Linked DNA regions of Homo sapiens: regions 2, 3, 4 and 5 are each linked to region 1. The links are chromatin loops, found by intact Hi-C in ENCODE. Cell type or tissue: K562. All regions are shown on one strand. Each heading gives the region's core, and the rest is flanking DNA. Links, peaks and the distances in the headings are about the cores only.

What was found. Peaks named below come from ENCODE experiments on the same cell type or tissue, not always from the same donor. Only the 100,000 strongest peaks of a DNase experiment are listed, where the experiment ranks them.
Region 2: it touches region 1 in a loop (10-fold over the local background); 42 of 110 quality-filtered maps call a loop at or near these places.
Region 3: it touches region 1 in a loop (2.7-fold over the local background); 12 of 110 quality-filtered maps call a loop at or near these places.
Region 4: it touches region 1 in a loop (4-fold over the local background); 33 of 110 quality-filtered maps call a loop at or near these places.
Region 5: a loop joins it to region 1, with 2.7 times the contacts of the local background. A loop is called at or near these places in 6 of 110 quality-filtered maps.

Annotation. Positions count from the first base shown.
Region 1 is chr6:25,989,143-25,995,235 of GRCh38, reverse strand. It overlaps TRIM38 (tripartite motif containing 38), which reads right to left. Exons shown (of 8, transcript NM_006355.5): 8 at 4,005-6,093. LINC02980 (long intergenic non-protein coding RNA 2980) reads right to left here and starts at 2,569. Exons shown (of 3, transcript NR_186645.1): 1 at 2,318-2,569. RefSeq lists an enhancer at 2,251-2,460 and a silencer at 2,451-2,760. In K562, for the core only: CTCF peaks have their summits at 1,825 and 2,558 (motif pointing right); DNase peaks (open chromatin) are centred at 2,255, 2,605 and 3,265; H3K4me3 peaks cover 1,951 bases.
Region 2 is chr6:25,785,431-25,791,523 of GRCh38, reverse strand. The region is part of intron 12 of SLC17A1 (solute carrier family 17 member 1); the gene reads left to right. Among named protein-coding and RNA genes, the nearest start is that of SLC17A4, 34 kb to the right of the region's middle. In K562, for the core only: a CTCF peak has its summit at 2,784 (motif pointing left); a DNase peak (open chromatin) is centred at 2,793.
Region 3 is chr6:25,887,102-25,893,194 of GRCh38, reverse strand. No RefSeq gene overlaps it. Among named protein-coding and RNA genes, the nearest start is that of SLC17A3, 16 kb to the right of the region's middle. In K562, for the core only: a CTCF peak has its summit at 2,542 (motif pointing right); a DNase peak (open chromatin) is centred at 2,534.
Region 4 is chr6:25,717,547-25,723,639 of GRCh38, reverse strand. No RefSeq gene overlaps it. Among named protein-coding and RNA genes, the nearest start is that of H2AC1, 6.0 kb to the left of the region's middle. In K562, for the core only: CTCF peaks have their summits at 3,032 and 5,299 (motif pointing right); DNase peaks (open chromatin) are centred at 3,029 and 5,299; H3K27me3 peaks cover 186 bases.
Region 5 is chr6:25,940,173-25,946,265 of GRCh38, reverse strand. No RefSeq gene overlaps it. Among named protein-coding and RNA genes, the nearest start is that of SLC17A2, 13 kb to the right of the region's middle. RefSeq lists an enhancer at 597-656. In K562, for the core only: a CTCF peak has its summit at 3,529 (motif pointing right); a DNase peak (open chromatin) is centred at 3,525.

The DNA of each region.
Region 1 (6,093 bases), core at 358-5,357:
AATTAGCTGGGCATGGTCACGGGCGCCTGTAATCCCAGCTACTCGGAAGGCTGAGGCAAGAGAATCACTTGAACCGAAGAGGCGGAGGTTGCAGTGAGCCAAGACCATGCCATTGCACTTCAGCCTGGGCAACAAGATGGAAACTCCATCTCAAAAAAAAAAAAAATTGCAATATATCTATATCTTGGAATATTATAAAGCAATAAAAGGGAATAAACTACTGATATATACACAAAATGGATGAATCTCAAAAATGTGAAGGAAAATAAAAAATACATATGATATAAATTCCATTCATATGAAATTTTAGGAATGGGAAAACTAAGCTGTAATTATGGAAAGTACATCAGTGGCTGCCTGGGGCCAAGAGGATGGAAGAGGCGGCACAGGTGATACTACAAATGGAAACTATCTAGGTTGACGGAAGTGTTCTGTAACTTGATTACAGTAGTAACTGTTTGGGTATATAAAACGCATCAAATTGTATAATTAATACAGGTGTATTTTACTGTGTATAAATTATTCCTCAATAAAGTTGATTTTTCATTAAATATATTATTTGCTAAAATGAGGAGAGACAACTATTATCTTAAAATAGTTAAGCACAATAAAAATACTACAATCAACTCATTATATATGGAAATTAAAGGAGAAAAATAGTGGTATGATTAATTAAAATAAAAAGAAAACCTTCTAAATTTTATCTTAGCTCATAGTTGTAAAAGCTGCCATCCCTAACCAAGGCCACCCTTGACCCTTTCTCATGTTCCATCTTTCTGTTTGTTTCATAGTTTATGTCTCACCAAAATCTATCAGATAAACGTATTCATATGAAGATTTAAATATATTACATGTTAAGCCTTAGCGAATACTTCAATATCTAAAGAAGGTACAAACAAAACAAAAATCAACACTTAGTTATAAGAGATTACATACTCTCCAGGGAAGACCTGAAGACTAGCCCCTTTCTGGATCCCACTAGCCCCTCATCCCACTCCAAGCCCTCCCCTCCAATCCCATATGCACTGGGCATTCATACAAATAAGACCATCAGCTCTGGATATCTGTACTGATTGATGCTCCTGCTAACTACCTGAATGATTGCGATGTAAGGACAGCACTGCCTGAATCCTATTTATCTCTCGCTATGCCATAGCGGCCTTCCATGCTGATGGCGTGTTTGAGGATCCAGAGGGGTCTTTGGTTGGCAGGATTGTTTTATTTCCCCAAGAGGAGAGCCTTGATGCAAAAATAGGTGAAGAAATCAGTACAACAAAACAGAAAGCCTAGAAACTACTATGAACACAATAGAGCAGAAGTAGCCTTAAGAGTTGGTGGAGAAAGGATGGTCTATTCAATTACCTGGGCTGAGAAACTGGCTTTCATATGGAATAAAAATAAAATTATAGCTATACCCCATATCATACACAAAAGTTTCTACATCTAACAAAGACACAGATAGAAAATGTTTTAAAATTTTAGAAGAAAATAGTGCAGAATTTTAGTGCAGAATTTCTTAGACTAGATGCAAAAACAAAAATGATTAAAGTGGCCAGGCACGGTGGCTTATGCCTGTAATCTCAGCACTCTGGGAGGCCGAGGTAGGTGGATTAGTGGAGGTCATGATTTCGAGACCAGCCTGGACAACATAGTGAAACCCCATCTCTACTAAAATACAAAAATTGGTAGGGTGTGGTGGCTCACGCTTTTAATCCCAGCTACTTGGGAGTCTGAGGCAGGAGAATCACTTGAACCTGGGAGGCAGAGGTTGCAGTGAGGGGAGATGGCGCCACTGCACTCCAGCCTGAGCAACACAGCGAGACTCTGTCTCAAAAAAATCTAAAAATAAAAAGATTATTTTTAAAAGACTATTTTAAACAAAAAAAATCGTTTAAATGATATGACACACTACATCTAATATTTGGAAAAGTACTTCTTAATACTTTTAATAAAAAGAGGCGCTGAGAGCATACAACCTATCCTCAGAAGAGTGTTTGACCTCTAGGAGGGACGCAAGCGCGTTCTTCCTTCATTTTAACTGGTCATTTTCATTTATTTCAGGAACATCTGAAGTAAACACAGTCACACGTTAACCTTTAAAAATCTAGGAGGTGCGTACGCATAGTTCCATTACTTCAATTTTTGTACTTTTGCATTTTAAAATATCACAGGGAAGCTCGGTACAGCTTCAAGGCTAGGAGGGGTGGCTCTCTCTTAAGCCCTGTCCCCGCCAGCCCCAGACCTCTCGTCCCGCCCCCATTGCCCAGTCCCCACCCTCACTTCCCCATTTCCCCACTCCCGCGGTCTCTTAACGCACCTCGTTTTTCGTCCAGTGGACTCAGACCTGTAGTCTTCCACCAGGATCGGCTCCTTTCCCGGAGCTCTCGCTCTTAGAGGAAATTGAGAGAAGCATCAGCGGAGACCCATCTGTGGCTCTCCAGAGGGCGCGGCATTCAGACCCCAGATCCAGCTGTGAGAACGGACCCCAGGCTCACACCAGGCCTGCGGGAGGCGGCCCACCAGAGGCGCTAGAAAACAAGCCTCGCGGGGAGGCGCGCAGGGCGACTGCAAGCTGTAGGGGGCGCTGGCGCCCTCACAGGCCAGGGGCAGGGCCGGCGCTGCGGGCGGGGCTCCTGCGGCGTGAGGGGCGGCCCCAGGCCAGCAGCTGCGCCCTGGCTGGGAGCCGGGGAGCATTTGCTGCTCTGCTGGACCCTGAGTCTGGCGGCGGGCGGCCTCCTCTCCGCTCCCCGCCCGCCATCCCCCAACTCCCGATCTCTCTGCTGCGTCTGGCCTCAGGCTGAGACCCCAACGAATCATTCCCCGCATGGGAACATTTTATGATATAACTGAATTCAGTTTTATGTATAACTGAATTACGGATATGAGAATCTCAAATGAGGACGAATGGTTTTTACGCACAAAACATGAGACACAAATCTGTAAGAAATATAAAGTCGTGACCACGTCCTTTCAGAACTTTAACCTGTTTGCTGAAGTACGTCAGTAACAATGGCAGGGAAAGGGTATCTTAAATTTCACCACAGCCTCAAAGAGGCCATTTCGTGGATCCGCTGAGGCTTGGAGTCGGCCTTCTGACCACGAGTCCTGCGGCTATGAAAGAGGAAGCCGCGGTTCAGGGCGTCCTCGCGAGTCGTGCAGCCCGCCCTGCTCCAGCTGGGGACACCGGTGGTCACGGCGCTTTCCAGCTGCAGATCCAGGCGGCAGCCCAAGATTTGGTCCAGCCGCCAAGGGGTGGCTCGAGTGACTGACGGGCCTTGAACGCTCCCAGGACCCACATCTGGAGAGGGAGGTGGGGGTGGGGTGCTGAAGTCATTCTTGGGGCCCCTGGGGGCGGGCATGGACCTGGGTAAGGCCAGAGAAATTGACACCTCGTGACATCCCTGGAAGAGAAGTACGTTCAGTGTCACTCCAGAGCTGAAACCGCCTTCTGGCTGGTCCCTCCTCACCTACATACTTTTCTAATTTGTCTGGAGCAGGCCGGGCATCTGTATTATCTGGTTATTTAAATATCTGGTTATTTAAAAGCTCTCCATTAAATTCACATACACGAAAATAAAAATTAAAAAAAATTTTAAAAAAAAGAAACAAAAGCTCTCTAATGACCAAGTCCTACACGATAGTGAATAAATTTTTTTGTGTGGTCCCTAAAATTGAGTTCATGCCTTTTCTGAAGTAATAGACGCCCAGAGAAGGGATCGACTTACCCATCATGCCACAGAGATTAATTGGCCCCAGAATTCTTTAGCAGACCGTGTATATGAACGTCCTTTGCAATCATATAAATTAACTGGGAAAACCTCATTTAGTATGTTACATGCCTAGCGTTTTGTGCCTGAACACCTTACAAGAACCAGGGACTATTGCCCCAATATTATATTTCAGGAAAGGAAGGCCCAGACAAATGGTGTCACTGGTCCACTTTCACCCAGTTGGTAAATGAAACCAGAAATTATAGCTGTACCACAGAAAGGTGAAAACGTTTCTTTTATAATTTCACATACAATCTTTAATGGACCCAGTGTCCAACACATTAAAGCAAGTGCTCAGGAGTGACATCAAGATGTAAAAAATAGTCCTGTCCTCAGGGAGTTTAGGTCTTGGAGAAAAGAGACCCAAGGAGACACAAGACAAAGGGGAAAGAGAAGGAGCGCTGAAGACTGAGGACCCTGCCTGTGGACTGAAGTGAGGATGGGGACACCCGATGCCCGGAATATGACAGTTTGGAGGGGCCTGAAGGACTCTTCTATTCTCTATCAGAAAAACAGAATTACTCTCCTAACCAGAAAAGGTATTTCAATTTATATTTTCCATCACAGCACTTTTCTGGTGATAATTTAATGTGTTTTAAAAAATGTATCACAGTGATGGCCTGGTGTGAAATAAATAATAAAATTTTAAGAATTAAAAAATATAAAAATCTTTTATATAGACATTAGGAGTTACAAGGATAACTGTGAATTATAATTAGTAATTAAATTGAAATACTGATTATTTTCATTTTTATTTAATTATTTAATAAAACCTATTTAACATTTAATATTTATCAGTAATTAAATCTAATTGTTAATATTTATTATTATAAATTATTTTAGAATTAAAAATAAGTGTAGAAGCGAGGCATGGTGGCTCAAGCCTGTAATCCCAACACTTTGGGAGGCTAAGGTGGGAGGATTGCTTGAGCCCAGTAGTTCAAGACCAGCCTGGGCAACATGGAGAAACCCTGTCTCAATACAAAAAAATGAGCCATGTGTGGTGGTGCGTGCCTGTAGTCCCAGCCATTCTGGAGGCTGAGGTGGGAGGATGACTTGAGCCTAGGCAGTCAAGGCTGCAGTGAGCCCTGATCTTGCCACTGCACTCCAGTCTGGGCAACAGAGCAAGACCCTGTGTCAATATACATATGGACAAACTTAAAATTTAAAATGAAAGCATACTACTGATACAGAATTGAGTAGAGATGCAAAGCTAGTCCTATAACCAGAACAATAAAGATAAAAAGGAGAGTGGAAGAAGGTATGTCATGAATTTCATGATAAATGGCAATTGCAAATATCCTGTAGCAGAACAAAACAACAAAACTGTAGATAAAACATATCCAACCCTTTGGAAGGCCAAGGAGGGAGGATTGTTTGAGCCCAGAAGTTGGAGACCAGCCTGGGCAACATAGTGAGACCCTGTATCTAAAAAGGAAGAAAGAAAAAAAAAAAAAGGATGATAAAGTAGACAATATTGAAAGCCATTTTCTGCAAATACATAGTGAATTTGATCAGTAATTTTCTTCCAACAGTGCAAAAATGAATAGATATTAGTTGCCTGAAATAAAAATCAAATATCCAACAAAAAATATTGACTATCTAATAGTATCTAAGCTAGTAAATTTGGCCAGTTATAAAATGTCTTAAATTTTTATTTAAAAAAAGAAAACCATATTTATAAGAAGAGGTGATAAAGAGAAATTATTTCAGTTATGAAGATTTTGTTAGAAAACTATGAGAAAAAAACTATTTTTTGTTTTCAAAAAGTGAAAGATTAAGTTACCAAACAGTTGCTAAAGAATACCAGATGGCTGAGCGTGGTGACTTATGCCTGTAATCCCAGTACTTTGGAAGGCCAAGGCAGGAGGATCATTTTAGGCCTGGAGTTCGAGACCAGCCTGGGCACTGTAGCAAGACCCGTCTCTATTAAAAAAAAAAAAAAAAAAAAAAAAGAATACAAGACCTTGCTAACAATAGCAAAGATCAATTAATTCAAAATTTGAAAAACTGTAATTTATTTAGCTTTAGAGTACTCTCGTGATATGAGATTGCCAAATTAATACTTTGGGTGCATTTCTTTTCTCAAAGGACTTGCAAATTTACAAAGAAGTGTTGAAGAAAAGCCACACATTGGCAGGTAATGTTTGCAAAAGACAGATCTGATGAAGAACAATATTTTTAGAATATACAAAGAATACTTAAAACTCAACAGTAAGAAAATAACCTGATTTAAAGCAGGCCAATGACCTGAACATCTGTTCACCAAAGAAGATACACAGATGCAAGTATGCATATGAAAAGATGCTTGACATCATGTCAT
Region 2 (6,093 bases), core at 663-5,662, 200 kb after region 1:
ATAATTTGCGTTTTCCTCTCTGACTTAAAATACCAACTTTTAGTAAAAGGAATCTCTGTATATTTATGTCTATTTCTGGGCTTAATATTTAGTTTTAGTTTAATATCTATTACTAGACCTATTTTACAACATATTCAGTGGTCTAAATTTTAATATTTGTAAATATCAGGCAGGTCAAAAAAAACATCATTTTCACTTTTGAAAATATTATTTTCTAGTATCAGCTGTTTATTCTTCCAGGAAAGTTTATAATCAGTGGACCTTATTTAAAAAGACCTGTAGCAGTGTTTTTAGAGTTGCACTGAATTGCAATAAATCCAATGGGGAGAAATTGGTAGTTATAACAGTACTCAATGTCAATATTCAATATCAATAGTACTCAATAATACTGATATAAGAACATGATAAGACTTCCATTGCTGAACTTGGCTTCAGGTTTTCCTCAGTCAAGTATTAGTTTGCTTCCTGCATTTCCTATGCATTTCTTACAAAACTTAAGGTTGTTATCTTATATTTTCTGAATCTGATTTTTATTCATTGTATTTTCAGGAATATTGGAAAGATATCATTTGAATATATTTAATTTTTTAACTGAAAAAACTATTGCTAAGCTATCTTGTTGGTTTCGTTTTGAATAATAGATTCTTGTGTTTTCGGGTAGATGATCCTCATCATTTGCAAATAATAACAATAATAATGGGCTAATATTGGGATTCCTTTATTCTTTATGGCTTTAATTGCACAGCCTCTAGGCATATTCTTAAACAATAAATTGGCTGTTAATTTAAAATAGGCATTTAATTATGTCAATGAATTGTCTTTTTGTTCTTTTTTAGATTGAAAATCAAAAACCAAGAATAGAAATTGAGTTTTGTTAAATGTGTTTGTAGCTTCTATTCAGATGATTGCATATTTTTCTTTGTTGTGATTTATTAATAAAATATACTTTTAATATTAAAATCAGACTTCCATTCCTGATATTAAAACTTTTTAGATCAAAGAAAGTTAATATTACAAGGAACTTGGGATTAGTTTGAAGGGGCAATGGAGCATCATATTTAGTTCTGAACTTCTTAGTATCAAAAATAAAATAGAAAATGCAATTAAAAAATAAAATAGAAGCTCTTTGTCTAATAAAAATATATCAACAACATTGCTTTGAGGGAAGCAAAACTTTCCTGGGACTGAATTCTTCGAGTGAATAATGTTGTGGACGGAACATAAATAGGGGTAAGAGCTTCTCCACCGTCTTCCAGACCCATGGATCTGGGCTTCATTAATCTATTGGGGTATTAAATCAGATGTTTACCAAATACCCGGATGGAGTATTGTTAACATTATAACCATTGAGTTGAACAAAGATGACTTAAGGGATGTAATCAAAATGCAATTCTATTTTTTATCTCCTACCTTCCCTATTTGTTTAACTTGAAAAAAATCTCAAGGTACAGGAAAGTTTTTAAGAGTAGTACAAAGAGCTTTTTTTCCTTAACCATTTGAGGGTAAGTTGCTAGCATGATGCCCTCACCATCATCTCCACACCACTCACACACTTTAGGGTATCCTGCAAACAAGGACATTTTTCTACTTAACCACAAAACAACCGTCAACATCAGGTAACTAATGCTGATACATTTCTACCATGTAATTCTGGGACCTCATTCACATTTCATCAATTGTATCAGTGATATTCTTTTCGGCCAAAAGATTCACTTCAGAATTTCATGTTGCATTTAGTTGCCATGTCTCTTTAGTTTCTTTAACTCTAGAATTGTTCTTAGTCTTTCCTTGACTTTGATGACATGATTAGAGAGTGCAGGCTAGTTATTTTGTAGAAGTTCCCCAGTGTGGGTTTCTTTGATGTTTTCACATGATTAAATTCAGGTTAGGGATACCACAAAGATGTCCCTGTGTTCTTCTCAGGTCATTATACCGGAGTCATATGATGCTGATATGTACCATTTCTGGCTCTTCATTTGATTAAGGTGGGGCCTATCAGGTTTTGCCTCTGCAAAGTTACTCCTTCTCCCATTGAAATCAACAGGTAGTTTGTTAATTTGGAACTATGTAAATATTTACATACTTTGGAACTATGTAAATATTTACATACTTTGGAACTATGTAAATATTTCATCCTACATCAGACTTTCAATTTATTCACTTATTTATTTTAGTAAAGCTCATAATTTTGTTTTATTTAGTGATTTATAATATATTACTATTTTTGTTTACTTTGATGCTCAATTTGTCTCAATTTTGGCCAGTTGGAGGTTCTTCATCATTCTTTGAGCACTTTCTTACTTTGTGGCACAAAACAAAATTCCAGAGTCATCTTGAGTTTTTCCCTGACCAAGCCCTGAAATCAGTCCTCACTCTAATAAGCTCTGGTTCCTCTTAATGTTTGAGAATTGTATTTAGAAACCAAGATCTCAGTGGTAGATGTGTTCATGGCTTCTGGGGCCTCTGCCCTCAGGTTTGCTAGGTAGACAAAGTTAGGGACTATATGTGTATACATACATATCTATCTACCTACCTACCTACCTACCTACCTATCTTTCTATTCATATCCATGAATTTACACCAGTACTTCCATCCATTCCAGTCCAATACAAAGTTTCTTCAAGTTTTCTACTTTTCCATATTTTTAACTTTCTTTTCCAGCAGTGAGCTCCTATTAGGATTAATGTTTGTATTTACTTTGTCAATCCCCTTGTGTGCCACCATCATCCCATTTCCAGACATCCTTCTCATTCTTTTCCCAGGCCTACACCCCTCACTCTGATGCCCCCTTGTGGATGCTCTCCTTTCCTGCCCATGCTCTGATTCCCTGACACAGGCCACACCTCCTGGACCTTCCTCATCTCTTGGACACGGACATCTTTGCTAAGTTGCACAACTTTGCCTAGAAGCTTTCCTCAACCCACTTCAGTGGGCGAGGCTGTCACCCAGCTCAGACACCCTCTGCACCTGGTCAGGCTTCAGCATCCTATGCCAGGCTGTCCTCCTGCATGAACACAATCCTCGCCCTGCACAGGCTCTAACACCTCTCACTGGGCCACTGTGGCTCCCCACACCGTGTCCTGCTGGAGCATCCCCAGGTTAGCCATTAAGCAAAATAAGCTTGTGTTTAGGGCACCAAGAAAAGAGGGCACCACAGAGCTTTCCCCCAGCTGTCATGCCCTTAAGTCTTTCACTGGTCATATGATGTTAGTAACATTTTTTGTAATTGTCTTTATTTGCTGTTTAGATTTAATCTAAAATTTTTTCAAATGTGCTCTTTGGCATGGTGAGTGACTAAAGTTTAAAAGTTTGATTTGAAGGTGATATCAGATATAACATTTGTTTCTGTCTCATGCTCTGAGGGTTTTTGCCTCCCTGAAAGCTGGCTGTGTCTGGCTAGCATTTAACTCGTCAGCTGATTTGTTTAAGGAACACTTAAGCTCTTTATGTTAAGAAATGGAAGGGCCAAGGGTGTTACAGAACCACCAGATTCATATTCCCACTACTCAGTAACAAACTAATGCACTCAGCACATAGGTTTTGCAGCAGAGAAAGAATTTAATGAATACAGGGTGACCAAGCAAGAAGACTGGGCGAATCCTCAGAGGGATCTCCATTTCCAGAGGAAACTCCTTTTCCCCCAAGGACTCTTGTGCTGGGATTTTTAAGGGAGTCTTGGAGGGCAAGGGCTAGAAAACTGAGGTTACTGAGTGGTCAGGGTAAGGGGGATGAAGCCATCAGGATGTATTCTTTGGTGAGCCAGCTCACTGTGGGGTCCTGTAGACCAACTGACACAGTAGTTTCACAGATAGGCAGGACCTGAAAGAATAACTCAAATAGAAAACTTAACGTTTCACAATGCTTAAGTTGTTATCTGCAGAGCAGCTAAGGGAAACTGTAATCTTTTGACAAGGTCTACGTGATTTTGAGGCAGCAGGCAACAAACAACTATGAGAAAGCAGGAGAGAATAAGCTGACTTCATGATTAGTGCTGGATGTGCTGCAAGCTTGGTTATTTTCATTTCTCCCCCTCCCTTCTTCTCTGATTAATTTTGTAAAGTTTATAGGGATGGTTTCAAGGTGGCAACATGGTTGGTCTGCGTTTAGGGCATCATTGTTCTTAATCTGGCCCTGCAGTGAGGCAGCCTACCTTGCTTATTATTTCCCTACCCTATCCCAATAACTTTTTTTTTTTTTAAAGTAGAGATGGGGTTTAGCTATGTTTCCCAGGCTGGTCTTGACTCCTGGGCTCAAGTGATGCGTCCACCTTGGCCTCCTAAAGTGCTGGAATTTCAGATGTGAGCCACTGCACCTGGCCTCCAATAACTTTTGAACAAATTCAGAAAATTAAGTGAGGATGCAAAGGGTTTACCTTTTCCCTTCAAACCTGCTCAGTGAAGAAAGAATTTTAAATCTAGGTTATCCCACCCCCACTATACCCCACACTCTTATTTATTTATTTATTTATTTATTTATTTATTTCCTTGTTAAGCCCTCTTAGGTAGTAAAAAGTACTGTGGTCACTTTAAATAGCAAGCATACATTCCCAGTTAGATAACTGAAAATATTTATTTAAATATGGAATTTAGCTAGTCAAATGTCATACACATACAAGACTCCTTCCCTGTGTCTCCAGCTGGGACAAAGCTGCAGGCGGACCTTCTCCTTCAGGGAGAGGGGTGTGAGCACTTTCTTCTGTCTGGCTTTTCTCCTCATCCGCTAGGATGCTGACCCCACCTCTGACCCCTCCTGAGGTGTGACCAGGAGAGAAAGGAGGGGAAGCAGGCATGGAAATTTCTGGCTTGTTTGGCCCCATTGTCAGTTGCCCACATGCTCCCTGGGCCAGTAGGTGTTGAAAGCAGACCCTTTTCTTCATGCATAAGAGGCTGACAAGGCAGGAAATGCACTTGGTTTTTCCAGCTGCCCATCTCCTTGGCATCACAGATCCACTCCACACAAATCTCCCTTTGTGGATATCCCTTCTCCCTTCTAGGTGGTCCCTTGGGCCTGGCTATCAGTCCTCTGTGACCTGCATCTAATCCATGGGAAACACGCATGTAGCCTCTGGTCCAACAAAATGGAGAGGTCTTGTCCACTTCAAATGCAGTGGTCAGTGTCTTTCTGCCTTGTTCCTCGGGTGGAAAATCAGAGCCCCTCACTCCCAGATTCCTCAGGAAAGCCAACAGCTGACCCATGGGCCCACCCAAACACAGACTAGGCTCTAAGCAACCATTGATATAATTTGTCTATATTGATTTGCCTATTCTGTACATTTCATGTAAATGAAATTACATAATATGTCTGTGACTGACCTGTTTCACTTGACATGTTTTCAAAGTTCACTCATGTCGTAGCACGTAGCAATACTTCCTTCTTTTTTTGTGGCCCAGTAGTATTCGACTGTATGGCTATGCTACATTTTGTTTATACATTAATCCACTGAGGAGCATTTGAGTTGTTTACACCTTTTGGCTGCTGTGAATAGACCACTATGTGCATTTGTGTGTACAAGTTTTTATGTGAAGATATGTTTCAATTTTGTGGGGTATATACCTACAAGTGGAGTTGCTGGTCATGTGGTAATTCTAGGTTTAACGTTTTGAGGGACTGCCAAACTCTTCTCCACAGCATCAGACTATTTTACATTCTCACCAGCAATGTAGAATTCCAATTCTCCATATCCTCATCAACACTTGTTATGTTTCTTTTTTTTTCAGTAGCCATCTCAGTGAATGTGAAGTGGCATCTCATTATGGTTTTGATTTGCTTTTCTCTAATAAGTAATTATGTTGAACATCTTCTCATGTGCTTATTGGCTATTCTTCTGTTTTTTTACAGAAATATATATATTCAGTGTGTTTGCCCACATTTTAATTATTTGTCTTTTGATGTTGGGTTATAAGAGTGTATTGGATATTCTAAATACTAGACTGATAAGAATCAGATATGTGATTTGCAAATTGTTTCTCCCGTTTTATAGGTTGTCTTTTTTTACTTTCTTGTTAATGTCCTTTGATGCAAAGTTTGAAGCAAAGTTTTTGATTTTTATGAAGTCTAATTTATCTATTTTTTCTTTTATTGCTTGTGGCTTTG
Region 3 (6,093 bases), core at 586-5,585, 100 kb after region 1:
AATCCTGCCAGCACATTCATCTTGGACTTCCAGCCTCCAGAACTGTGATAAATAAATTTCTTTTATTCATAAATTATACAGTCTGTGATATTTTGTTATAGCAGCATGAAAGGGACTAAGACAATGGTTAAAGATAGGCATGGCTAGTCTTACTGAAGAGGAGATTGGAGGCACATCAAAGCATTCCTGACTTCATCTTCATTGGCCCACTTCTCCTATATTTGCCTTTGCTGCTATGAATCTATTTGAGGGCAGAAAGATGGCTTCTTTCCCTTCAAGTCTTTTTTATTATTATCTTATAATTTTTCTAAAATTGGTCATGACTGCTACTTCCAAGGTCATCCTACACAATAGAAATAGAGGTAACTGACTATTATATTTCCTATCCTGAATTACATTCAGCTACATTGTCAAGTCAAAACCAACTCTTATCACACAATGTCCATCATGTATCACCCTACTTTAAAAAACATCATGCCAACAACTCAAGAGAATAAAACATATTTTTTTCTAGTTACATGTACCAATCTAATGTCCTTCTTTATTTGACATTACAGTTAAAATTTCCTCAATGAGTCTCTTTTCCCCCTTGTCACTCTGCATAAAGCCAGGATGCACAAAAAGCCATAGCTGCAGTGGCAGGTAAACTAGAAAACATATGTTTATTGGGACTGGGAGACAAGATAGGTTTTCTCTGTTAGCCCATGTTGAGAGTGCATAAATACCAGTTTGTACTTGCTTTGTTTTAGGATTCAAATGTACAATATGTACATGACCTGGAAAGCCATGAAATGAACACAAAAATAGTTAGTTTGGTGATACTTAGCAGAAACAAACAGAAATCATCTCAAAAGTGTTAATCGCTAAATTCCTAGCCATTAGAGCACCCTCAAGTAAATTTCCATTTACTATGTTCTCACCATCAGAAATTATAAAGCAAATGTGGAAACAATCTACCATGAGTTAAGGAAATTCAAATAGCCATCCTCATATTTTCAGATAAGTGAACACAAGAAGAAATAATAGAAATGATGACTATAATAGCAAAAAGAGTGAATAGGAATAGACCAAACAGTTATGCATGAGATGTGTAAAGAAACCTGATAATTACTGTCACTGAAGAAAACCAAAACCTTAACATGTGAGTTAAGTAGTAAATTAGAATAGCTGAACTCATGAACTGGAAACACTGGTTTAGACAGCTCAAAAGTAAGGCAGTGATATAATGATGACAACAAGGATCGAAGCTCGCTCTACTTTTTGATCCACCAATGATTTGTACACAGATATTTTCTTCCCCTCTCTTGAGGAAGGATTATATTTCCCTTCTTCATTAATATCAAAATTGTTTATGTGGTTTAATTTGACTACTGTAATTTGAGCCAAAATGATGTGTCATTTCCAGTCAAAAACTTTTTCAATGCTCTCTCTTTTCTGTCATGAGACTTATTATGTTCTAGATGGAAGCTGTCCTATCAATCCAGTGCTATTGTGAAGATGATGTGGAACAGAGCAACAGCTGTCCATTGCATATGTAGAATGAAGGAGGTTCTTGTAAACTATTGAGATTTGGGGGATTATTTGCTACTGCAGCATAACCTACCCTGTTCTGACTGGTTTAAAAAAAATTAGTACTGGAAGTCAAATGCTACCACAAGAGAAACAAACGAACAAACAAAAGTCCAAAATGCGTGTAGTGTTGGTTTCAGGACTTATCAGGAGGCAAAGGAAAAAAAATTTTGGAGGCTAGAAGCATAACCTTTGAAATACATTAAACTTTTGCCCAAAGCAACTTGGAAAGCTGATAATATATCTAATGAGCTTCTTGCTTTGGGTGAAGTGGTTGAGATATTGGCTGTTAGTAGTGTGCCTTTGTTACTATTGGTTGCATTTGACAAAGTTCTCCAAAAATATAGGAGGCCCAAAAATAATTGGCCAGTTTCAGAATATCTAGACTTTTAGGTTTGGAAGAAAAAAACTTCATCTCAATTGAGAAATGACTTAAGAAACAAAAAACTTGTTAAAAGTCATTCTCATGACAAGAACTAAAGTCAAAACAATGAGGTTGTTCATGTTTGTTGTTCAAACCTCTGAATTAAGATAGTATCTAGTAAATACTTTTGATTCAATAAAATGGCTCAGAAAAATGAGACAAAGAACATGGCTTTCCCATGGGAATCTGATAGGCTTGAAGTGCCCAAAATTAAGTCGAGAGAAAGATTTGAAGAGAGAAGAGCACATCTTCAAATTAATTGGGAAGGGAGGGGTGGCAAGTAAAGTTAGCATGCAAAGTTGGTTGTAAGCAAGGCAATGTAAAGGGCCTTGAGAGTTGTACAAATCAGTCTGGACTAAAGGAGACCATAACTTCAGGACTCAAAAAATATATTGGTTTACCCTGGTATACCAATTTTTAAATTTTATTTATTTTCAATTTTTTTGGCAGAAGATGGACAGTGAAAGATGCTCAGTTCCTAAGGAGGGGCATATCCAATGTCCTCTTCAAATGTGGCCAAAAGGAATAATGGAAAAGAAAAGATTCCCCAGAAGGTGGAGCCAAAGGCCATGGAAAACAACGAGCTGTTCTGAGGGTGAAGAACTATGGACTAAGCAAGGAATCAGTCAGTACACATCCAGTGTAGAAAAACTTTACAATATCTGCCCTGGATGATTTCATAATTTCCTCCAACAAGTGAGTATTTTCTGTTTCCTATTTTTGTAGCTATCCTATTCCTGTTCCACTGTTGTACATGCGGTTGTGCGGTAGAGTAGAGGTGGGGCAGACGTCATTTTATTGGTTTCAGAACAAAAGGACCCAAATCCAGACTTACGCAGAGATTGTCATGAGATCCTGCACTTCAGTGCTGATGCTGTGACTGGATAGGACTTTTGGGTTTTCTTTCTTGGAGTGGGAGAGGGGCACCCATTGAATATATTTTGTGTGTGGAAAGGAGCATGAACTGAATATTTGTGATCAGAAGTTTGGATTGTGATGAATTGTATTTTTAATTACAAATATCTCTGCCCTTCCTTCTGGGATGGTGATACTTTCCTAGGCAATTGGCATCAGGCATATCTATATGACTTACTTTGGTCAATAAAATGTGAATAGAAGTCACATGAGTCACATCCACAATAAACTTTTACCATCAGTTCATGGCTCACCAAATTATTTATTTTCTCTCCATAATGCAACCACCCATCTTCCACATAGAATCCACCTTACTGACCTAGATCTTGACAGGAAGATGACATGGAGAAGGGCTACAGCCAATCTCAATGAATGTAGTGTGAACAAGATATACATCTTTATTTTTGTAAGCCACTGAGATTTTCAGTTTATCTGTCACCTCTAGGCTAATACACCTATGCCAAGTCTTTTGACTTCCCTCCTCATTTTTTTGTTTCATAATCATTGGGTGCATATCCAGAGTTCACATCAACTCTCAAATCAGAAAATCCTTATGTGTTCCTGGCCAGAAATGTGCATCAAGACCACATTAGTTGCAAGGAGGCTTGAAAACTGAGTTTTTTGCTTTTAGAGCTCTTTTTAAAGTACATACAGGTGAATAAAGAAGTAGGGATCTTAAAATGGAGTTTGGCCCAGACAACAAAGAAGTGAAACATGCCACATTACCCTTGAAAACTAATTGGCTGTTACTTGTCTGCATCCAGTTTGTGCCCCATCCTCACTGAAATACAGTTCATACTGCATTATCTTCACTGCCCCCATGATTTTTTCATGGAGCAATGACAGGAGAATTATTTTAGTTTTTTGTTAAGGTAGTACTCCACCTCTGGTACCAATTTCTGAATGAGTCAGAGTAAGCTAGACTTTACAGTGTTAACAAGTAAACTGTACAAAATCTCAGAGGTTTAAGAAAGCAAATGTTTATTTCCTACTGGCATCACCATCTAATGCAGGCTGTTCAGTGGAGGCATAGAAGGTGACTTCAAAGGATGATGGGAATGAGCAGTCCAGTAGCTCAGGAAAAGAAAAATGGGTTTGTCAACATATAAGACTGTCTTTTCCACAAGAGGTAAAAGACACATAACAGTGCCTGCCACATTATTTAACAGCTTTGCTCCTCAGTTTCCTCATCTGTCATGTGGGATGATAATTGTTCTGGCCTCAGAGGATTGTTGGGAGAGTTAATAAATGAGTTAACATATGTAAAGCACTCTTAACAGGGTGTTCACCATATTAAATGCTATATGTTTTATATTATTGATTTCTTTCTTTGCTATTAACAATGTAGCAATGAATATTCTTGCATATACTTCAGCCCACACCAGTGCAAGTGTAACTACAGGTGAAAATCTCTTGGTTGAATTTGCGGGTCAAAAGTATCTGTGTTTAAATATTAATGGACACTTCTAAATTGCTCTTCACAGACGGCTGCAACAAATTACACATCTATCAATAATTTATTTCATTGCTCATTTCCTTATGTTCTAACAGTGTGTTATAAAACTTTTAGATTTCTGAAATCCAAATGGTGAAAATATTTTCTTTTACTATACATTAACTTAAGTGTCTTTCTGTGAGTTGTAAAATTTTTCAGTCTTTGTCTATATGTCTTTATTTTACTCCATCCTATAGTTGTAGTTTAGCAGTGCATAGAATTCTAGATTGAAAAATGTTTTGCCACAGCATTTTCAGGATATTTTTCCATTATTATGGCTTCTATTGTTGCTAATGATAAAAACTATAAATGGAATTCATGACACAAATTAAAGGAGAAAAGAACCATATGCATCTACTAGTTGCTAAATGGGTAGGTAGATGCTAATATTTTATACTTATTTTTAATTAAAGCCTGTTAGTAACATGGCAGAAATATATATCAAAGAAAAATGTGTATTATATCTGAGAAATTCAAGTCTACTATTATCACTATTTTAAATCATCACTTCAGACTATTATATAATGTATTTAGAGAAGAGGTTTAATTACTGAAACAAACAGAGTAAAATAATCATATGATTTGTGGAGGACAGTGGCTCTTCTATGGCACCCTGGCAACTTTGCAGATCTGCACATAGGCCACACAGGCAAGACTCAGTTGCACTCTGATCCATTATGGTAGAATGCCCTGTGATCCTCCCAGAATCCCCTGTATGGCAGAATTCCCTGTAATATATCATATTATAATTATAATTATATTATATTTATATGTGAAGAGGCAGTTTTGTGAGGAATTGTCACAAGGCCACTTATCATCAGCCTCCCCAACTAGATGGAAGTTACTTCTATTGTGGGAAGCTGCTGTGAGGTAGTTTCTCATCTATCACTTCTCTGGTTCCAGTGAGGCATAGGACTTTCTACATGTGCCCTTTGGGTAGACGCAGGCTATAAAATTGCATGGCTGTAGTGTGGAGTTGGCTCCTCAATGACAGAACAGCCCACCTCTTGTGTCATTTGTCATTTGGCCCTTCCAGTTTCATGTCTTCTTTTGGAACTAGTCAAACAGGGATGTAACATCATGTTGATTTTGTTTTTGCTATTTGCAAAAAAACTGTTTTTGCTATTATGCAAAACAGTTTTGCATAAACTGTGCTATGGACTGAATGTTTGTTCTCTCCTAATTCAGATATTGAAACCTCAACCTCAATTGTGATAGAATTAGGAGGTGAGGCTTTTGGGAGGTAAATAGGCCATGATAATGGAGAGCTCATGAATGGGATTAGCATCCTTATAAAACAAGAGAGAGCTTGCTTTCTCTCTCTTTTTCTGCTCTCTGCCATGTGGGGATACAGGGAGAAGACGGCCATTTGCAAGTCAGGAGGTGGGTCCTCAGCAGACAGTGGATCTCCTGGTGCCTTGATCTTGGATTTCTCAGCCTCTGGAACTGTGAGAAATACATTTCTATTTTTTAAGCCTATAGTAATTTTTCATGGCAGCCCAAACTGATTAAGACAAACTGTCTAACATTTGGATTCATTGTCTCCTTCCTGGCTAAATATGTAAAAATGTGGCAAGCTAGCCTAGCAGCTGCCCCTGTGCTGCTGCTTAGAAACTACTTACCTGCTTGACAGATTACTGTCTACCTGGAAAATCCTAGAGGAAAACCTGGAAAACTGAAATGATAAAAT
Region 4 (6,093 bases), core at 570-5,569, 270 kb after region 1:
ACAGACGGGGTTTCACCATGTTGGCCAGGCTGGTCTCGAACTCCTGACCACCCACCTTGGCCTTATCCTAAAGTGCTGGGATTACAGACGTGAGCAACCATGCCCGGCTGACTTATTTTTTATTATAATCAGACTAATATGACACTGTCTTATGCCTAATGCTGGGTTTTTATGGGATTTGTGTAATTCCAAAATTGCTAAAAGTTGTTAATTAAAAATAAATATTGGCTATTAACAATAAAACTTCAGCAGCAACTGAGACAAATATATGCCACTTTTTTCCCTTTACTTTTTTTTTTTTTTGGGTGGGGAGGGCAGGGACGGAGTTTTGTTCTTATCACCCAGGCTGGAGTGCAATGGCACCATCTCAGCTCACTGCAACCTCCGCCTCCCGGCTTCAAGCGATTCTCCTGCCTCAGCCTCCTGAGTAGCTGGGATTACAGGCGCCTGCCACCACACCCAGCGAATTTTTTTTTTTTTTTTGTATTGTTAGTAGAGTCAGCGTTTTGCCATGTTCAGCAGGCTGGTCTCGAACTCCTGACCTCAGGTGATCCGCCCGACTCGGCCTTCCAAAGTGCTGGGATTACAGGCATGAGCCACCATGCTCAGCCTCCTTTTACTTTTTATGATAAATCACGTTGAAGGAATTCAGAACACACCATTTCAAAATATGTCACTCTGACATATTGACTATTTGGAGATAGACACTTGAAAAACAGCAGATGCACATACACTCTGACCTTCCTTTTGTTTCTTAAAAGCAGGAGATGAAAGATGCCCTCCCTATACCAGAAGGAAAGTATCATTCTCATCAAGGACAGAAAATTAAGGCCAAGGAAAATCTGTACAAATAAACCTTGTTACACCAACCCTTACCTCTCTAGTCACTTCTCCACCTAATTAATTACTCTAACCCAAGCCCCTTTGCTGTCACATTTTCACAACTTACTTCACTTTGTCAGATTCTTCACATAAGCATTCCATTCTTTGTCTTCGGGTCTTCATTTCCTACTCCTGTGCCACGTAAAACTTCCATTCAATAAATTTATATGCTTTTCTCCTGTTGACCTCTCATGTCAATTTAATTCTCAAACCCAACCAAAATATCCTGAGGGTAGAAGTAAAGTTTTGCTTCCTCCACTACAATGTTATGGATTTCTCATCAGAAATCACAGAAGTCATGGAACGATAGAATAACACCTTCTAAGTTCTAAAGCAAAATACCTTTCAATTTAAAATTCTGTGCTCAGATGAACTCTTTTTTGTGTAAGGGTGAAATAATTTTTGGACAAAGATTGGAAAGTTTTGCCACTCAGATTCATACTAGAAGAATTAATGCTAAAGAATGTACTGAAATAAAAAGACTGAACTCAGAAGAAAGACTGAGATGCAATAAGCAATAATATTGCCAAAGGAAGAGGTAAAAGTATAAATCTATCTAAATAAATACACTAGTTGTAAAAAAAAAAAAACCTACAATAATACTAGAATATTAAAAAAAAAAACCAAAAACACTGGAGAGTAGTTACAGAAGATGAAAGGGGCTGAAACAAATTAAAGCATGTTGATGTCCTTGTACTGTTTATAAGGAGGACAGACATACTGATTGTTATATTTTCTTAAGTCAGGTTTATATTTTATGATATTAAATGTAACCACTAAAATAATAAAATTAATGTAGACTAGAAAGAAGGTAATAGCAAAAAAAAAAAATAGTCCAGTGGAAAGCAGGAAATCAGAAAGGACTGGCATGACAAATTAGAATGCAAAGTCAAACATTAGAAATGAGTCCAAATATCAAAATGAAGTTTAACCGATTAAATTTGCCATTTAAAAGACAGTATTTGACTAGGAGTAAAACACAGCTATACCTTGGTTATAAAATACCTAAAATTTATTGGCACAGAAGAACATTTAGAAGAAAAGGAGTGGAAAAATTACATTCCAGACAAAACTGTCCCCCAAAAAAATTATTTTGCAAAATTAATGGCAGAGATAATATTTAATGAAAAAGTAATTTGAAAATTAAAAGCGGAAAATATAGGTAGATACACTATTTCTCATTGTGTTAACACCCCAAAACACAGCTTTATAGAAAACAAACAGCAGAAATGTATGACAAAGAATACATTCACAATTATAGTGTATATTTTAATATGTCTGTCTTGGAAAAAGGTAATCACCCCTACCACATATTGGAATGTTAAAAACACACTAAAGCATAATTCATGAGTTTAATAGCAAAACCATAAACCTCTTACTGTGTCTCTGTCAGTCTACCAGTATGCCTCTGTTTCTATCTGTCTCTAAAATGTATGTTATTAATTGTCATCTATATGCTTAAGTGTCCCAAAGAAACCTGAGTCCTCTACCCTAAACTTTATTTTTTTAAAAAATATTATTATATTTTTTTTTGAGAGACGGAGTTTCTCTCTGTCGCCCAGGCTGGATTGCAGCCACACTATCTTGGCTCACTGCAATTTCCGCCTCCTGGATTCACGCGATTCTCTTGCCTCAGCTTCCCAAGTAGCTGGGACTATAGGCTTGTGCCACTACGCCTAGCTTTTGTATTTTTAGTAGAGACAGGGTTTCACTATGTGTTGGTGAGGCTGATCTCCAACCCTGACCTCAGGTGATCCGCCCACCTCGGTCTCCCAAAGTGCTGGGATTACAGGCATGAGCCACCGCGCCCGGCCTCTTCCCTAAACTTTAGAGTCATAGATTTATGATATTGAGAGTTTACGAAGTATCAGGCACAGTTCTAATCGTTTTACTATTATAAATAATGCTGAAACAAACATCTACATGCATACGGTGTTTTCTTTCTCCTGCAGTGTCTCTTTGATAGATATTTCCAGCATTGGAGAAACAGTGCTGTACACATCAGATGAGATCCTGTCCTCCTGGAGCCGAAGTTCCTTATTCTTACTCACCACCCACATACCCCCCATCATCAAGTCTTACATACATAAGGACTTCTCTCCCTTTGCCATTTCTCCGATTAACATCTCTCAACTGCTCCCCCTAGCTGTCTCACCAGGCTCTTACCACACTCTCCTATGCTGTGGTCATAACCAATCTACTTGCAGTTCCTTGAACCCATTGCACTTTAATTCACCTGTGTCTTTATGAGTTGTGTAACTTTTCTAGAATGTTCTTGCCGTTCTTCGTTTAATTAGTTTCTATGCGTCCTTCAAGGATACGTTTATACATTACATCATTTGTGAAGCTTTCCTTGACGATTCCCCCCCTCCCATCTTAGAGTCATTTAGATGTCCTTCTGGTGACCTTGTTGCACATTCTAGTTAAAGGTGTTAATGTTTATGCCTGTCTCTTCTACTAAAATACAAAGCTTTGTATATTTATAAAACTATAAAGCTTTTTATGAGAATGTTTTAATTGTTGAGCCAAATTTTGCAGTGCCTAAAACACAGAAGACACCAATTAATGACTGGTTGAATACATAAATTAAAACACTTTTTTCTGAGTTCCAGCTGCTTACTTTTTAGTATTTAAGTGATAATAGTAAAATAGAAAATTGAGAGTGGAAAGGTCATCAATCATTTCCCATTTTGACATATTTATTCTTATTTTTGTATTTTTTCCACCAACCTTTATGCTTATAGAGAACATTTTTCTCTTTCAATATCATGTTTTTTGAAATATATCATAACATTAGATTTTTAAGTGGTTATGTAATTTTATAATTCTTATTTTTAAATTCTCAATTTCAATAGCTGCATCAAGACATATACTGAGCACTTTGTACCACACATTTTTTTCTAAATGTGTTATGCACTTGATCTTGTTTAATCCTCAAAACAATCCTATAGCTAGGTACTACTATTATACCCACCTTACCAATGAAGAGATTCAACTTCTTTGGAGCAACAGAACTAGCACTGGAGCCAGCATTTCAACCCAGATAGTCTGACTCTAAAGCCCACCTTAACTGCAACTATACTAAAGTGGTTGTACCATAATTTAGTTAAATATACCATCTTTCATTGTTTGGGATATTTTGGGGGGAATTTTTTTTTCTTTTTTCGAGACGGAGTCTCACTCTGTCACCCAGGCTGGAGTCTAGTGGCACAACATCCCCCTCACTGCAACCTCTGCCTCCCAGGTTCAAATGATTCTCCTGCCTCAGCCTCGCGAGTAGCTGAAATTACAGGCACGTGATGATTCACCTGCCTCAGCCTCCTAAAGTGCTGGGATTACAGGCATGAGCCACCAGGCCAGGCCAAGCTGATCACTGTTAACTACTTAGGCTGTTTCCAATATTTTATTATTGCAATCAATGCTGTAATGAACATCTATGCAAAAATAGCTTTAACTCCTTCTGAAGTATTTGTTTAAACCATTCCTAGATATGGGATGATTAGGTCAAAGAATACACAAGATTTTATGCCTTTTTCTGCATATTGTTACTATTCCAGATTATTGCACCAGAAGGCCAGTAGCAAAGCATGACTGTTTCAATTTTATTTTGCCCTCACATAATTTGGTGTTATTTAAAGAAAAATTTGTTTAGTTGGTAGAGTACAGCATTACCACATTATTTTGGTTTGCACTTCTTTTCATCAAAGTGAGACTGAACATTTCCATATATATATATACACACACATCTATCATACATATATATGTGTGTGTGTGTATATATATATACACACACACATCTATCATACATTGCTTATCAACAGGGATACACATTCTAAGAAATTTATCATTAGCCGATTTCGTTGTATTAACATCAGAGTGTACTTACACATACTTAGATGGTAGAGCCTGCTACACACCTAGGCTATAGGGTATAGCCTATTTCTCCTGGGTTTCTGTACAGCATGTTACTGTGGTGAACACTGTGGGTAACTGTAACATAATAGTAAGTATTTGAATATCTAAACATAGAAAAGGTACAGTAAATATATAGTGTTATAATATATGGGACCACCGTTATATATGTGGTCTGGCATTGAGCAAAACATTGTTATGTGGCTCATGACTGTATATGTTTGTTTTTGCCAGTTACTCCCATATTCTCAAATGTCTCTTTGGGTCCATAAAAAATAATTTGAACAACAAATTCAAATTAGTTGTTTTGTAACATTATAAAACTTAAGTTACATTAGGCCCTTAAATATAATATTTGCAAAATCTGAATAAAACAATTTTATAATGCAATCAATGAGAGCCAGCTGAATTTTTTAAACTGCCTCTTAGAGAAAGCTCTCATTAATTTGAAATGCGGTCACACATGAGCTCCTTTAAAGTCAAATATAATCAAAGCTAACACCAGGGGGAGCCCAGTAGTCATTCCATGTGAAAATATATCTGACTTTTAATACATTTCTGAAGTGACACTGGAGAAAATTTACAGTGAAATTATGAATACTGCATTTAATAGTCCTACGGAGAAAAAATAGAAATCGGTGCTTAAAATATACATTCAGACTTCAACCTTTTAGTAAACTGAAAAAGACATGAGAATGATGATTATGTGAACAACAGTTGTAGAACACCCACGAATGCCTGTACAGATCTTGTTTCCGTTGTTATTTCTGCCTCCTGTCAGCATAGGAATCTGACAGGCCTACTTCAGAATCTAGCTCTGCTACATCTAAGCTGAGAGTTCTTGAACCAGTTACATAATCTGTGCCTCAGTCTGTTCAGCTGTACATGGTAATACCTACCTCACAGGGTTATTGTGAAGATCAAACTGAGATCACATCAATAAAGCATCCAGCACATAGCCCAGGCTCAGATATGTTAGTTCATTTCTTCCTCTAAAGCAGTGATTCTCAACCAAGGTTGATTTTGCTACCAATGGTCATTCAGCAATGTTGGGAAGCATTTTTGGTTGTCACAACTGGTGGTGGGTCCGGCATCTCATAGTCAAGGCCAGGGATGCTACTAAACATCTTACATAGGACAACTCCCCAAAAAGAAAAATTATCTGCCCCCAAATGCTAAAAGTGCCAGGGTTGAGAAATCTTTATCTATCTAGAGAAATCTAATATCATCGTTAATACTCCTTTGCTGAGAGCCTATTCTATGTTGGATTCAATTTGAGTTTCTGGAAATACCATGAAA
Region 5 (6,093 bases), core at 784-5,783, 49 kb after region 1:
AGTCCCAAGCAGTTCTCCTGCCTCAGCCACCCAAAGTGCTGGGATTATAGGCACGAGCCACCCGTGCACAACCAACAATTCATTTAAAAAGTGGGCAAGTGAACTGAACAGACATTTCTCAAAAGAAGGCATACAATTGGCCAACAAATATATGAAAGAATGCTCAACATCACTGTATTAGTCTGTTTTCATGCTGCTAATAAAGACTTAACCTGAGACTGGGGAATTTACAAGAGAAAGAGGTTTAATGGACTTACAGTTCCACATGGCTGGAGAGATCTCACAATCATGGTGGAAGGCAAGGAGGAGCAAGTCACATCTTACATGGATGGCAGCAGGCAAAGAGAGAGCTTGTGCAGGGAAACTCCCGTTTTTAAAACCATCAGATCTCGTGAGACTCATTCACTATCATAAGAACAGCATAGGAAAGACCCGGCCCATAATTCAGTCACCTCCCACTGGGTTCCTCCCAGGACACATGGGAATTGTGGGAGTTACAATTCAAGATGAGATTTGGGTAGGGACACAGCCAAACCATATAAATAACTAATCATCAGGGAAATGCAAATCAAAACCACAATAAGGTATCATCTCACCCCAGTTAGAATGGCTATTGTCAAAAAAACAAAAAATAACAAATGCTGGTGAGGATGTACAGAAGAGGGGACTCTTATGTCCCACTGGTGGAAATGTCAATTAGCATAGCCATTATGCAAAATAGTATGGAAGTGAGGTAGGTTACATAGGGTGGTCACAGCCTCCCTTGAAAGGAAACAAGAAACTTGTCAAATTGATGGAGAGAACAAATCTCTTGACATTACACAAACTGCATCTGGGGCTAGTGGTTAGAATATCCTCAGTCAAGGAGGTAGAAGAGCAGGAGGGAAAATCCCTAAGTTCGTGCAAGTGCAGAAACCCACAAGCTGTGTTCTCAGGTTGACATATACTCATTTTAATAGTAAGAAACACACCCTTGGGTAGAGAATTAAAATGCTAATAATACATGTGATGTATGTACTAGCGTGTATGGCAATATTGCATGCACATTCAAGAGACCACCCAAAACATATTTAACAACAATGCCCATTCCCACCCCCTCATGGATAATCACGTAGGACTCCCATAACGGGAGTTTCTTCAGTGTCAATTGGTGCTGAAGTAGCCGACCCTGACTCTGCTATCAGCGTGTACTTTCACCTTGCAATAAACTCCTTTGCCTACTTTTACTTTGGACTGGCTTTCAAATTCTTTTGTGCAGGGAATTCAAGAATCTGAACCAGCCTACTGACAACAGAGGTTTCTCAGAAACCTAAAAATAGATCTACCAGATGAGGCTGAAAATCTGCTACTGGCTATTTATCCAAAGGGAAGGAAATCAGTATACAAAGAGACACCTACATCCCCATGTTTATTGCGTCACTCTTCACAAGAGCTGATATATAGAGTCAACCCTAAATGTTCATTAACAGACAAATGGATAGAAAATGTGGCATATATACACAATGAAATACTATTTGGCCATGAGAAGAATGCAATCTTGTCATTTGTGGCAACGTAGATGAAACTGGAGAACATTATGTTAAGTAAGATAAGCTAGGATTGGAAAGATAAATACTACATGTTATCACTCATATGTGAAAGTAGAGAAAAATTTTTAGCTCATGGATTTAGAGAACAGAACTGTGGGTACCGGAAGCTGGGAAGGGTAGCAAGGAGGGGAGGATAGGGAGAGGTTGGTTAATGGTGACAAAATTACAGCTAGATTGTAGAAATGAGTTCCGGTGTTCTGCACCATTGTAGGGTGCATATGGTTAACTCTCATTTATTGTATATTTTCAAAAAGCTAGAAAAGAATTTTGAATACTCACAACAAAATAAATGATAAATGTTTAAGGTGATGGATATACTAATTACTCTGATTTGATTATTACACATTGTGTACACATATAAAAATATCACTCTTTATCCCGTATATATGTACAGTTATTATATGTCAACTAAAAATAAAAGAAAAAAAGAATATGATCTATCATGATGTATATATCATGTGTACTTGAGCAAAATGTGCATGCAGATATTGTGTATAATGTTCTATAAATCAATTAGCTCAAGATAATAGATAGGATTGTTCAGATCTTCTGTGTCTTTACTGATATTTTGTCTAGTTATTGCATCATTACCAAAAAAAGGGTGTTAAACTCTCCAAATGTGATTGTAGAATTGTCTATTTTGTCTTTTCTTTTCCATTTTTACTTTATGTATTTTGAAACTCTGTTATGACATTTTGCTATGTATTTTAAAACTTCGTTATGTATTTTGAAACTCTGTTGTTAGAATCATACATTTATGATTATTATGTTTTCTTGATGAAATGACACTTTTCTATTGTCATTGTTTTTGTTTTTTCTGAAATGGAGTCTCACTCTGTTGCCCAGGCTGGAGTACAGTGGCACAATCTTGGTTCACTGCAACCTCCACCTCCTGGGTTCAAGCGAGTCTCCTGACTCAGCCTCCAAGTAGCTGGGATTACAGGCATGTGCCAGCATGCCAAACTAATTTTGTATTTTTATTAGAGACAGAGTTTCACCACGTTGGCCAGGCTGGTCTCGAACCTCTGACCTCAGGTGATCCGCCCACCTCGGCATTTTTATTTTATTTTATTTTTTTGAGACAGAGTCTCACTCTGTCACCCAGGGTAGAATGCGGTGGTGTGATCTTGGCTCACTGCAACCTCCGCCTCCTGGGTTCAAGCAATTCCCATGCCTCAGCCTCCCGAGTAGCTGGGATTACAGGCACATACCACCATGACTGGCTAATTTTTGTATTTTTAGTAGAGATGGGGTTTTTCTATGTTGGCCAGGCTGGCAACTGACTCCTTTAACAATACAAAATATCACTCTGTCTCTGGTAACACTCTCTGTCTTAAACTCTATTTTAGCTGTTATTATTATAGCCATTTTAGTCTTTTTATGCTTTCTGTTTGCATAGTGTATATATTTTAATATGTTTATTCTCAAGTTATCTGTGTTTTTATATTTAAGATGTTTCTCTTCTAGCCAACGTGTTTGGTTCTTGCATTTTTAAGTCGATTCTAACAATCTTTGCCTTTCAATTGAAATATTTACACCATTAACATCTAACATTAACATTTATTTTTCTTTCCACAGTACACTGGCTAGCATCTCCCATATAATATTGAACATAAAGTGTGATAACTGACATCCTTATTTCATTCCTACTCTGAGTGGAAAGGGCAGGGGTGGAGAAAGCATTCAACAATTTGCCATAATTATAATGCTTTTTGTTACACTGTTTTCTTCTGCATTAAAAAATATCATTACATTTTGCATGAATTATTAGGAGAAAATATTTTCCAATTTTCCTGGAAAATGCCATAACCACGTCTCTCAATTTTGTTTCCATCTTTCTTCCACATTTTACATAACCTACATAAGAGACACATTATCAAGTATATTTTACATGGCTTCTCAGTGTCTTCTCTGTCTGCTAACAGGTTTACCAAGAGATGGCACTCTTGTATTTCTGGTGGCTATGTCCATATCGTTTTGCCTTTAAGACAGCGTAACTACTTCTTTCACCAGTATTAAAGACATGTACATTTGATCTGGTTCTTGTGGATGATTTTAAATGACTCAAGCTAATAATCCTAATTTTACCTAAACACTCCATTATTTTAAAATGTATTCCTTTATGCCCACAATAAACATTTATTGACATTAGGCTGGACATTAGGCTTCTCTATGGCAGACATTAGGCTGGACCCTAGCCATATATCTATTGAGGGAAAAAAAATTATTTTCTATATAAGTTTCCAGAAAGCCAAGATGTGTTTTAAAAACAAAACAAAACATTACATTCTAAATGCTGTAACAAGATAAGAAAAAGTGTTGAGGCTGAGAGAAGAACAAAGCAGCAAGCAACTCCTGGAAGGACCACTGCTGCAGAGGTAATAACTGGTGAACCATGTTTTGGAGAAGGAAAAGGTCACCAAGAGAAGGAGGGGGTCCAGGGTGTTCAGAAAGATTGCATGCATAAAGATCAAGGGTAATAAAAAAAATTCCGTATTATGTAAATGTGAAGTTCCAGGACCATGAGCTTGGAGAGCATGAAGTACAGGAGGAGGGTTGGTTTCAAATAAATCTGGGAATGAAACAGTGAAGCCTCTGGCAGAACTCACATCTCTTTCCTCCCCTCTTCCTTGCACATTCCCTTTATGGAGTAATTGCAGGGATGGGAAAAGTTCAAAACCACCACTGAGCCTAGGAAGTGCTAGGGTAAAGTGGAGAATGAACCTGCGTGATTTGCTCATCCTAAACTAGGTTCTTCTAGGAGAGCCCTTCCCCATAAAATCTGCCCTCCTCGAAGGGGCCCAGACAGCCTAAGCTCACCTCCCAAAGACCCCTTACTTGCTGACTGAATCTGATTCCACCCAGACATGGCCTAAAACCCTTCCATAACTCTATAGCCAAATTCAATTTTAGACAGGCCTCATACCAACCTTTCTTCCTCTAAGTCTGCCACCCTAGGCAATTCTCAACATTCTCTACACACTTTGGGGCCATAGACGTGCTACCAAGTCTCCAGACCTAGACCTGATGGAGCAGTGCTGTAATGAGACGACCACTGGCCTTTGAACCAGACCCTTCTCTGTGGCTCCTATGCATCTCCAACCTGTTTTGAGCACTGCTGCCAAGACATCTTTGGCACTTTGTTGTGAAGTTTTAAAACTGAACTAATCTACAAAACACCTAACCTTTAAAAATTCATTGTCATTTCATATCATGAAAGATAAAGAAAGGCCAGGAAACTGTTCCAGGTTAATAGAGACTAAAGAGATAGCAACCAAATGCAATTTGTGATCCTGGATTGAGGGGAAAAAGTGTTGTCAGAGACATGATTGGGACAGCTGGTAAAATTTGAATTTGAATTTAAAGATAAAGTATTGAGTAATATAGGAAGATGATTATCTGCAACTTTCAAATGTTTCAGTAAGTATATATATATATAAAGAGATATAAAGACATATAAATAAATGGATAGGTAGAGAAAAAGCAAATGTATAATATTAACAATCTAGGTAAAAAGTATATGAGTGTTCTTTGTACTGTTTTTCTGATTTTTCTATATGTTTGAAATCATTTTAAAATAAGAAGGTTTTTGGGTTTTTTTTGTTTGTTTTTTGTTTTTAGAGACAGCATCTTATTCTGTCACCAGGCTGTAGCTCAGTGGCCCAATCATTGCTCACTGCAGCCTCAACTTCCTGGGCTCCAGTAATTCCCCCTACCTCAGGCTCATGAGTAGCTGGTACTTCAGGTGTGCACCACTGCACTCAGCTAATTTTTATTTTTTAAATTTTTGTAGAGATGGCATGTTGCTATGTCACCCAGGCTAGTCTCAAACTCCTGCCCCCAAGTGATCCTCCCACTTTGGCCTCCCAAAGTGCTAGAATTATAGGCATGAGCCACTGCACCCAGCCCCAAATAAAAAAGTATTTTATTTTAATTAACTAATTAACTTTGAGTCAGAGTTTCACCCTTGTCACCCAGGCTGGAGTGCAATGGCATGATGTTGGCTCACTGCAAACTCTGCCTCCTGTGTTTAAGCGATTCTCTTGCCTCAGACTCCTGAGTAGCTGAGATTACAGGTGCCTGCCACCATGCCCAGCTAATTTTTATATTTTTAGTAGAGACGGGGTTTCAGCATGTTGGTCAAGCTTGTCTCAAACTCCTGACCTCAGGTGATCCACCCACCTCCGCCTCCGAAAGTGTTGATGAGCCACCACACCCGGTCTAAAAAGTATTTTAAAACCACAGTCCCACTCTACCTTGTCCTACACTACCAGGGGCTAGGATCACCCCATGTCTTCTAGGCTATGAGATAGAGGAATCCAAGGAAGAAGATAAGCTACTTGGTTCCTCTATAGGGTCTTGTGTGTGCTCTCATGTGCTCTCTCTCTCTCTCTCTCTCTCACACACACACACACACACACACACACACACATGAATACCAGAGCTATCACTTTCCCAGTCTAGTACTCATCTCATCCCAAGGGTTTTGTGTTGTAGTGGTTTG